Linked DNA regions of Homo sapiens: region 2 is linked to region 1. A link is an interaction called in ENCODE POLR2A ChIA-PET data of the cell type or tissue named here. Cell type or tissue: A673. All regions are shown on one strand. Each heading gives the region's core, and the rest is flanking DNA. Links, peaks and the distances in the headings are about the cores only.

The links. Peaks named below come from ENCODE experiments on the same cell type or tissue, not always from the same donor. Only the 100,000 strongest peaks of a DNase experiment are listed, where the experiment ranks them.
Region 2: POLR2A ChIA-PET joins it to region 1 with 5 read pairs; 2 of 35 experiments call an interaction of 5 or more read pairs at or near these places.

The regions. Positions count from the first base shown.
Region 1 is chr9:133,747,819-133,753,156 of GRCh38, reverse strand. No RefSeq gene overlaps it. Among named protein-coding and RNA genes, the nearest start is that of SARDH, 12 kb to the right of the region's middle. In A673, for the core only: no CTCF peak of the experiment used is centred there; no DNase peak of the experiment used is centred there.
Region 2 is chr9:133,524,760-133,528,759 of GRCh38, reverse strand. It overlaps MYMK (myomaker, myoblast fusion factor), which reads left to right and starts at 3,801. Exons shown (of 5, transcript NM_001080483.3): 1 at 3,801-4,000. The coding sequence starts at 3,916. In A673, for the core only: no CTCF peak of the experiment used is centred there; a DNase peak (open chromatin) is centred at 1,949; H3K27ac peaks cover 1,880 bases.

The sequences.
Region 1 (5,338 bases), core at 576-4,575:
CAGCCTGAAATTACACTTCCTTTGGTTCGAAAAACCTGGAGCTAAGAGTTTAAAGTAGAATACGGGGATTTTTGGCTCTCCTGGGTGCCTGGAAAAAGGAAATGCAAATCCACTTTCAGCCTCAAATAATCCCCAGAGGTAATGTTCTAAGAAATACACATTAACTGTCAAAAAGCATAGATCATCCAAGGAAACAAGATGCACCGCACAGTGGCAGCAAAAACCACGGGGTGCAGAATCAGATCCACAGAAGTAGAATACAAAATAGTTGTGTGTGATGCAGAATAGAAAGGATTGGAAATACGTGTAAAGAGCAAGAAACTCTGAAAATAACCAAGTCGGTTGGGAAAAGATCAAGCAGAACTTCTAGTGCTGCAAAATCTCGGTTGGAACTGGCAGGAAATTGGATTTGGAATGGATGCCACATCGCATGGTGTGGCCCAAGGAAGAGGTGCAGTTGGGGGGACATTTACTAGGCGTGCAGGAAGGCCAATGCCACTGTTAGACACACAGTGGGTTTGCATTCCAGAGAAAGACACTGTCGCCTCCACCCCATGACTACCTTCTTATAGCGCAAACATGAGAAAATGGCTTGTCAGGTGGAGGAAACAGGAAACGACTTGGGTTCCAGTGGCTTCTGGGAGCTTTCAGAGAATGCCTGCTGCCCAGCCCCCTAGGACCTTGGAGTGCAGGGGAACTTGTAGCTCCCTTTGCTAACAGAAGGAAGTTCTTGGTCCTGGGGGAAGCTGGATTTTGGAGCAGCCTCTCTGAGAGAAGGAAAATGGCCCTTGGTGTCTCGCTGTTTATCACAGTGAGCTCTCAGGGTCAAGCAGCCCTTTTGTACCACAGATATTTACATCATAATGTATGGGTTTAACCTTGGATTGGACAAGAAAGAATCGGTGAACTGGAAAATAGTTCTAATGACATCCTTGACGATGCAGAGATGAAACTAATGAAGACGGAGATGGAAGGAGAAGTTCCAATGTACATATAATTTAGACAAATTCCAGAAGAAGAAAGTAAAATGGATGAGGAAGTAGAATGGATAAGAAGCAATATTTGAAGAGACACTGGGTTTGTGTCTGCAAGTAAACTTGAGAGGTAATCTAGGTCTTCAACATAAGGACTGCAACTCTTAGGTGAGTCCCAGTGCTGAACTAGGCCCAGAGACAGTGGACTCGTGGGGCAGGGGGCAGGGGAGCATGCAACATACTGAGACACCAGCTGGGGCAGCCAAGAGGGTTCTGGCGTCAGCCCTCCCTTAATCCTAGGCTGCACAGCTTGTGGGTCTAAAAGAGACCCCTTTCTTCCGCTTGAGGAGAGGACAAGGAAGAGTGGGGAGGACTTTGTTTTGCATCTTGGATACCAGCTCAGCCACAACAGGATAGGGCACTGGTCAGAGTCGTGAGGTCCCTGTTCCAGGCCAAGCTCCCAGATGACATTTCTGGACACACCCTGGGTCAGAAGGGAACCTGCTACTTTGAAGGGAAGGACCCAGTCCTGGAAGCATTCTCAATCGCCTGTTAACTGAAGAGCCCTTGGGCCCTCAATAACCAGCAGTGATACCCAGGTACTATAAGTTGAGGGCCTTGGGTGAGCCTCTGAGACTTGCTGGCTTCAAGTACCAGCACGGCCACAGTGGGGTAGAGCGCCAGATGGGCCCTTGAGGTCCTCGATTCCAGGACTTGACTCTTGGACAGCGTTTCTGGATGTGTCCTGGGCCAGAGGAGAGCCCATTGCCCTGAACAGTGAGTCCCAGGCCAGGCAGCATTCACCACGACCTGACTTAAGAGACCTTGGGTCTTAAGGGAACATTGGCTGGTAGTCTGGCAGTACTCCTCACGGCCTGGGGTGGTGGTGGATGGGGTGAGGCTCCTCTGCCTTTGGAAAGGAGAGGGAAGAGTGGGAAGGACTGCTGCTTGTGGTTTGAGTGCCAGCTCAGCCACAATACAGTAGAACACCAGGTAGACTTCTAAACTTTTTGACGCTAGTCCCTGACTCCCAGATGGCACCTCTGGACCCACCTGAGGCCTAGGGGACCTTGCTGCCCTGAAGGGAAAGACACAGGCCTAGCTGGCTTTGCCACCTTCCGATTGTAGAGCCCCAGGGCCTTGAGTGAACATAGGCAATAGCCATGGAGTTTAGAGCAGCAGGCCTTGGGCAAGACCCAGTGCTGTACTGGCTTCAGGTCTGACCCAGTGCAGTCATAGTGGTGGTGGTCACAGGGGTGCTTTTGTCACTCCATCCCCAGCTTTAGGTGACTCAGAACAGAGAGAGAGAGACTCTGTTTGTTTGGGAGAAAGAAAGGGAAGAGAACAAGAGTCTCTGCCTGATAATCCAGAGAATTCTCCTGGATCTTTTCCAAGACCATCAAGGCAGTACCTCTACGAGTCTGCAAGAACCACAGAATTACTAAGCTTGGGGTGCCCCCTAAAGCAGATACAGCTTAGATCACGACATCCAAGTATTTTCAAAATCTGGAAAGCCTTCCCAAGAAGGATGGCTACAAATAAGCCCAGACAGAGAAGACTATAATAAATACCTAACTCTTCAATGCCCAGACGCCAAAAAACATCTACTAGCATCAACCGCATCCAGGAAAACATGACCTCACCAAATGAACTAAGTATAAGGCACCAGGAACCAATTCTGGAAAAACAGAGATATGTGACCTTTCAGACAGAGAATTCAAAATAGCTGTGTTGAGGAGACTTAAAGAAATTCAAGATAAACACAGAGAAGGAGTTCAGAATTATATCAGATAAATTTAACAAAGATACTGAAATAATTTAAAAGAATCAAGCAGAAATTCTGAAGCTGAAAAATGCAATTGGTATACTGAAGATTGCACCAGGATCCTTTACCATCAGAATTGATCAAGCGGAAGAAAGCATTAGTGAGCTCGAATACAGGCTATTTGAAAATACACAGTCAGAGGAGACAAAAAAGAATAAAAGCAATGAAGCACCCCTACAGGATCTAGAAAATAGCTTCAAAGGGGGCAAATCTAAGAGTTATTAGCCTTGAAGAGGAGGTAGAGAAACATATAGGGGTAGAAAGTTATTCAAAGGGATAATAGAGAACTTCCCAAACCTAAAGAAAGAGATTGATATCCAAGTACAAGAAGGTTATAGAACACCAAGCAGATTTAACCCAAAGAAAACTACCTCAAGGCATTTAATAATCAAAATCCCAAAGGTCAAGGACAAAGAAAAGATCCTAAAAGCCACAAGAGAAAGGAAACAAATAACATACAATGGAGCTCCAATACGTCTGGCAGCAGACTTTTCAGTAGAAACCTTACAGGCCAGGAGACAGAGGCATGACATACTTAAAGTGGTGAAGGAAAAAAAAACACAAAAACCTTTTACCCTAGTATATCCAGTGAAAATATCCTTCAAACATGAAGGAGAAATAGACTTTCCCAGACAAACAAAAGCTTAGGGATTTCACCAACACCAGACCTGTCCTACAAGAAATGCTAAAGGGAGTAATTTGATCAGAAGGAAAAGAACATTAATGAGCAATAAATGATCACCTGAAGGTATAAAACTCACTGGTAATAGTAAATACACAGAAGAACACAGAATGTTATAACACTGTAACTGTGGTGTGTAAACTACTCTTATCCTAAGTAGAAAGATGAAACAATGAACCAATCAGAAAGAATAACTACAATAACTTTCCAGGACATATTCAGTATAATAAAATATAAATAGAAACAACAAAAAGTTAAAAAACAGGGATGAAGTGAAGGCATAGAGTCTTTATTAGTTTTCTTTTTGCTTATTCGTTTATGCAGATAGTGTTAAGTTGTTATCAGGTTAAAATCATGGGTTATAAGATAGTATTTGCAAGTCTTATGGTAACCTCAAACCAAAAAACATACAATGGGTACACAAAATATAAAAAGCAAGAAACTAAATCATATCACCAGAGAAAATCACCTTCACTAGAGGAAGACAGGGAGGAAAGATAGAAGAAGGAGAAGACCACAAAACAATCAGAAAACAAAATGGCAGGAATAAGCCCTTACTTATCAATAATAACACTGAATGTAAATGGACTAAACGCTCCAATTGAAAGACATAGACTGGCTGAATGGATGAACAAACAGGACCATTGACCTGTTGCCTACAAGAAACATACTTCACCTATAAAAATACACAGAGATTTAAAATAAATGGATGGAAAAAGATATTCCATGGAAACCAAAGAGCAGGAGTTGCTATACTTATATCAGACAAAATAGATTTCAAGACAAAAACTATAGTATGAGACAAGGTCACTATATAATGATGAGGGGGTCAATTCAGTAAGAGCATACTTTCAAAGTAATTCTATGAGGCCAGTATTACCTTGATACTGAAACCAGACAAAGACACATCATAAAAAGAAAACTACAGGCCAATATCTCTGATGAATATTGATATAACAGTCCTCAGTAAAATACTAACGAACCAAATTCAACAATACATTAGAAAGATCATTCATCACGACCAAGTGGGATACATCATATGCAAATGGTTCAACATATGCAAATCAATTAACGTGATACATATCAACAGAATGAAGAATATAAACCATATGACCATTTCAATTGCTACTGCTGAAAAAGCATTTAATACAATTCGATGTCCCTTCATAATTTTAAAAAAAAATTAAAAACTAGGGATAGAAGGGCTGGGCGCAGTGGCTTACGCCTGTAATCCCAGCACTTTGGGAGGCCGAGGTGGGTGGATCACGAGGTCAGGAGATCAAGACCATCCCGGCTAACATGGTGAAACCCTGTCTCTACTAAAAATACAAAAAATTAGCCAGGTGTGGTGGTGGGCACCTGTAGTCCCAGCTACTCAGGAGGCTGAGGCAGGAGAATGGCATGAACCTGGGAGGCGGAGTTTGCAGTGAGCGGAGATCGTGCCACTGCACTCCAGCCTGGGCAACAGAGCGAGACTCCATCTCAAAGAAAAAAAAACAACAAAAAACCAAAAAACAAACAAAAAAATAACTGGGGATAGAAGGAACATACCTCAACATAATAAAAGCCATATACAAAAGACCCACAGCTAGGATTATACTGAATGGGGAAAAACTGAAACCCTTTCCTCTAAAATCTGGAACATGACAAGGATGCCACTGTCATCACTGTTGTTCAACATAGTACTAGAAGTCATAGCTAGAACAATCAGACAAGAGAAAGATATAAAGGGCAACCACAATGGAAAGGTAGAAGTCAAATTAACTTAATTGTACACTTTAAAATAACTTAGTGTAATTGGATTTTTGGTAACTCAAAGGATAAATACTTGAGGGGATTTATACCCCATTCTCCATG
Region 2 (4,000 bases), core at 1-4,000, 220 kb after region 1:
TGTAGAGGACGCAAACGCAGCAGCCGGCCAGCCCTCCTGGGCCGGGCAGACAGACAGCTGTTGGGAGGCGGGAGCTGCCTGGCATTCCAGGCATTTCAGCGCCTCTATAAAGCAGGGGCGCTCCTGCGGCTGTGGGGGTGAGGGAAGGGGAGTGCAGGGCGGCCCTGCTCCCCAGCGTGGCCCAGGACCAGCCCGCTGGAGCCCACTGGGGCCTGCCATCTGCTGGGCAGAGGAGGGCTGCTGCCGCTCCCTGGGCCTCAGTCTCCTCTTCTGTAAAATGGGGAGAACAGAGGCCTCCACCCCACCTCCCGGCTGCTGGAAGGGCCCAACGAGACAGGTATGAAGAGTCCTTGGTACATGGCCAGCGCTGACCAACCGTCCATCCGTGGACATGATTGGTTTTCAAGACACACTCAGTGCCATGGGGATTCTGAGCAGGGAGAGCCCACACCCCTCTGGGGGGTCAGGAGAAGCTGAGGCTACACAGGGAACCAGGGGAGGGTCTCCTGGCAGAAGGTCATGCAGAGGCCCAGAGTCTGGAGGGCATATGGCTGTGGGGATCTGGTTTGGCTAAAGCCCAGAGCAGGTGGAGAGTAGGGTGGATGCCGGGGACTCCTGAATGGTGGGCTGGCAGGCAGGGGCCATGGGAGGCTTCGGGGTGAGAAGGAACAGGGGTGCCAGCTCACGTCTGTGCTGGCTCAGAGCCTGCCCAGGTTGAGCGGCTCCCGGCCTGGCCCAATCCTGTGCCCCCCACCCTGTGTCTCCTGGGGCAGCGACACCCCCAAGAGCAGCCGGTCTGGCTTTTCCACTCTGCCTCCCCCTCTCCCAGCTCCCCAGGCCAATCGCTTCCCCTGCTCCAGGGAGAACCGAGGGTCATTTCAGTCCTGTTCAGAGCTGGACGCCTTCCCCAAAGCCAGCTGGTCTGCGTCCAGGCGGCCAGGGCTCGGACGGGAGCCACACACATCCCGCTCCCCGCCGGCCCACCTCCGTTCTGCACTCCACTGCCTCCCTCAGAGGGCAGCTCACATTCCAGCCCTTCTGCAGGGGCTCCTCAGGCTGCCCCAGGCCCAGCCACCTGTCTCCCCCCTTTGGGACGTCCCTCCCGGCCCCCATTCTCCTTAATCGCTGCAACACATGTGCAGCTCCGCTCCCTTCTCCACCTCCTCCCCCTTCGCTTTTTCCCTTCCCCAAGCTTACAGCCCTGGCCCTGGAGTTTACAGCTGCAAAAAAACACACACACACACTCATGCACAAAACCAACTGTGGAATGTTTTCCTGCTTTCGAGCGGGGTTTATGGCTCCAGAGAGCTCTCTCCTCCACTGCCTCTCATAGCACCTGACATTGAATTGTATTTCCTCACCACTCTTTTTCGCTCTTACTGAAAGCTGGGCTAGGGGCTGGGGACAGGGGCCCAGTCTGAGCGGGAGCCGAGGGGCCGAGAGGTGAGGATCAAGGAGGATCAGGGCCCCTGCCGTGACAGGCTCACAGGGGATCGTGCGCCTCCCACCAGAGCCGCACACACAGCAGGCCTGGTTTTCCCATTTGGAGAGGGAACTGGGCTCCTCAGAGGCCAGACTGAAGTGTGCGGCAGCCCCGCCTCCTTGGACTTTCATTCATTCTTTTAACAAAGTCATTCATTCAGCCAGTGTGTGCTGAACACCACCATGTGCCAGGCTTGGGCATCGGGGGTGGGGCAGGGAGCCAGCCGGCCAGAGCCCTGGGCCCTGGATCCTGCAGTCCAAGGGGGCCACAGCCCAGACAACCCAACATCAACATCTCAGCCAAGGTGGCGGGTCAGGAACGACGTGGCGTGGAGGGCACTGCGCGGAGCCCCTCAGCTTTCCTTGGGGGCCGGCGGGGGGCGGGTGCTGTTCATCACAGAAGCTTTCCCCACAGACAGGCTGTCTAGGCTGCAGGCAGAGGGAGCGAGGCATTCACCAGAACAGGCGGGGCAGGAAGTGCCTCCCTGCAGGGGAGGTGGGAGGCTGGGAGGAGAGGAGGCAGCGTCTGAGAGTGTGCATGGGGGCTGGGGGAACGGGTCTGGGCCATAGATGGCCTGGTGGTCTCTGTGAGCACTTGGACTTCACCCTTTGGGCTGTGGACGCCTCAGAAGAGTCTTAAGCAGCAGAATGAGACATATCAAGTCAGACGTTTCATTGCAAACAGCAGAAATGGGCTCCAGCCAACTTAAGAGAGATTTCTGGAAAGGTCTGTGGGAGCTCCCACATGGAGGGAAAGGTGGAACAGCCGGGCCTCACAAAGCAGGACTGGCCCAGCAGCCTCTCTTGGAGGGGCCAGTGTTGAGACGGTCCTTGGTCTTGCTGTCCCCAGATTCTAATTTCCAGGAGAACAAAGGTGCAGGAATACTACACTGGACACCACCCAGCAGCAACCGAAGGGACTGTCCATGAGTAGGACAGGGACAAATCGCACAGACATGACATTGTGAGCAAAAGAAGCCAGATCCAAAAAAGTCCACGGTCCATTTGTAGGAGTTCTAGGACAGGCAGTCAGGTACGGGGGCAGAAATCATACCAGTGGCTGCCTCTGCAGGGGGCTCACTGGAAAGGGCTCAAGAGAATATCCTGGGTGGTGAGGATGGACACTGTGCTGGTTACAAAGGTGCGTTTTCAGCAGACTATACAGGTGAAATCTGTGCGTTTTGTCCTATGTGAATTACATCACAATGAAAAAAGAGCATGGAAGTAAAAGCTGTTATTTTGCTAACAACAAATCAATCAATCAATCCAGGGAAAGAGAGTCTGCCTGGGTAGCTCAGACCACACACACCCATCATTCCTTGGCCAGGGGATAGGGGGCACCCTGCCAGACAGCTCCCGCAAGACCTCTTACAACGAGGGAAGGTAATTTCCGGAAGGCCAGCCAAAGAACTGTTGTCAATAGACGAGGGAAGAAACACCGAGAGGGCAAGCACCGGCCTGGTGCTTGGAACACTAAAAGAGATGGCCCCAGGTTGTTTACTTACAATGTGAAACAGTGTAACCAAGTAGAAAAGAACGTTAGTTTCATTAGTCTGGCCACCAAGGAAACCTGTGTGGGGCAAGAGCTGGCGAGTGAGAAGTATATGTGGGCTGGTAAGGTGGGAGATTTATCTACAAGGTCCTTTTAAGGATTAGAATTGGTGAAATCTTGGGTTCTCTCACCTCAGGCCACCCATGGACACGTGACTGAAGCAGCAGCATCCACCAGGCTTCCCATTCTGGGGGGAGGATCAGGATGGAAAATGTCTAGAAGGCAGGGATTGTCCTGTTGGGGACTTTTCCCCAAGGTTGTTGCCTCAGAGAAAAGAAATATGGTCTCCCTGAATCCTTGAATTAACTCCTCTGGCCTCAAAAAAAAAAAAAAAAGAGAGAAGGCCGGGCGCTGTGGCTCATGCCTGCAATCCCAACACTTTGGGAGGCCAAGGTGGGCGGATCACCTGAGGTCAGGAGTTTGAGACCAGCCTGGCCAACATGGTGAAACCCTGTCTCTACTAAAAATACAAAAATTAGCTGGGTGTGGTGGCAGGCACCTGTCATCCCACCTATTCCAGAGGCTAAGGCAGGAGAATCTCTTGAACCTGGAAGGTGGAGGTTGCAGTGAGCCGAGATCACACCACTGCACTCCAGCCTGGGTGACAGGGCGAGACTCTGTCTCAGAAAAAGAAAAGAAAAATCAGAGACAAATGCTGGTCACGTGGCATGTCAGCTGTTGGCCCTCTCCGTGTGTTACTCGACACGTGCACGCACATCCCCGCCTCCGTCAAGGGCATTTAAACCCTCTTGTGGGTGCTCCCCGCAGCTGCCATCAGAGCCCTGCCCAAAGGGAGCTGGCCTTCCCACTTCGTGCTCCTGTGCTGGGGACCTGGGACACCAGCACCCTCCCCACCCCAGCCAGTGCTTTCCTCCTGGCCCATGGGGACGCTGGTGGCCAAGCTGCTCCTGCCCACCCTCAGCAGCCTGGCCTTCCTCCCCACTGTCAGCATCGCGGCCAAGAGGC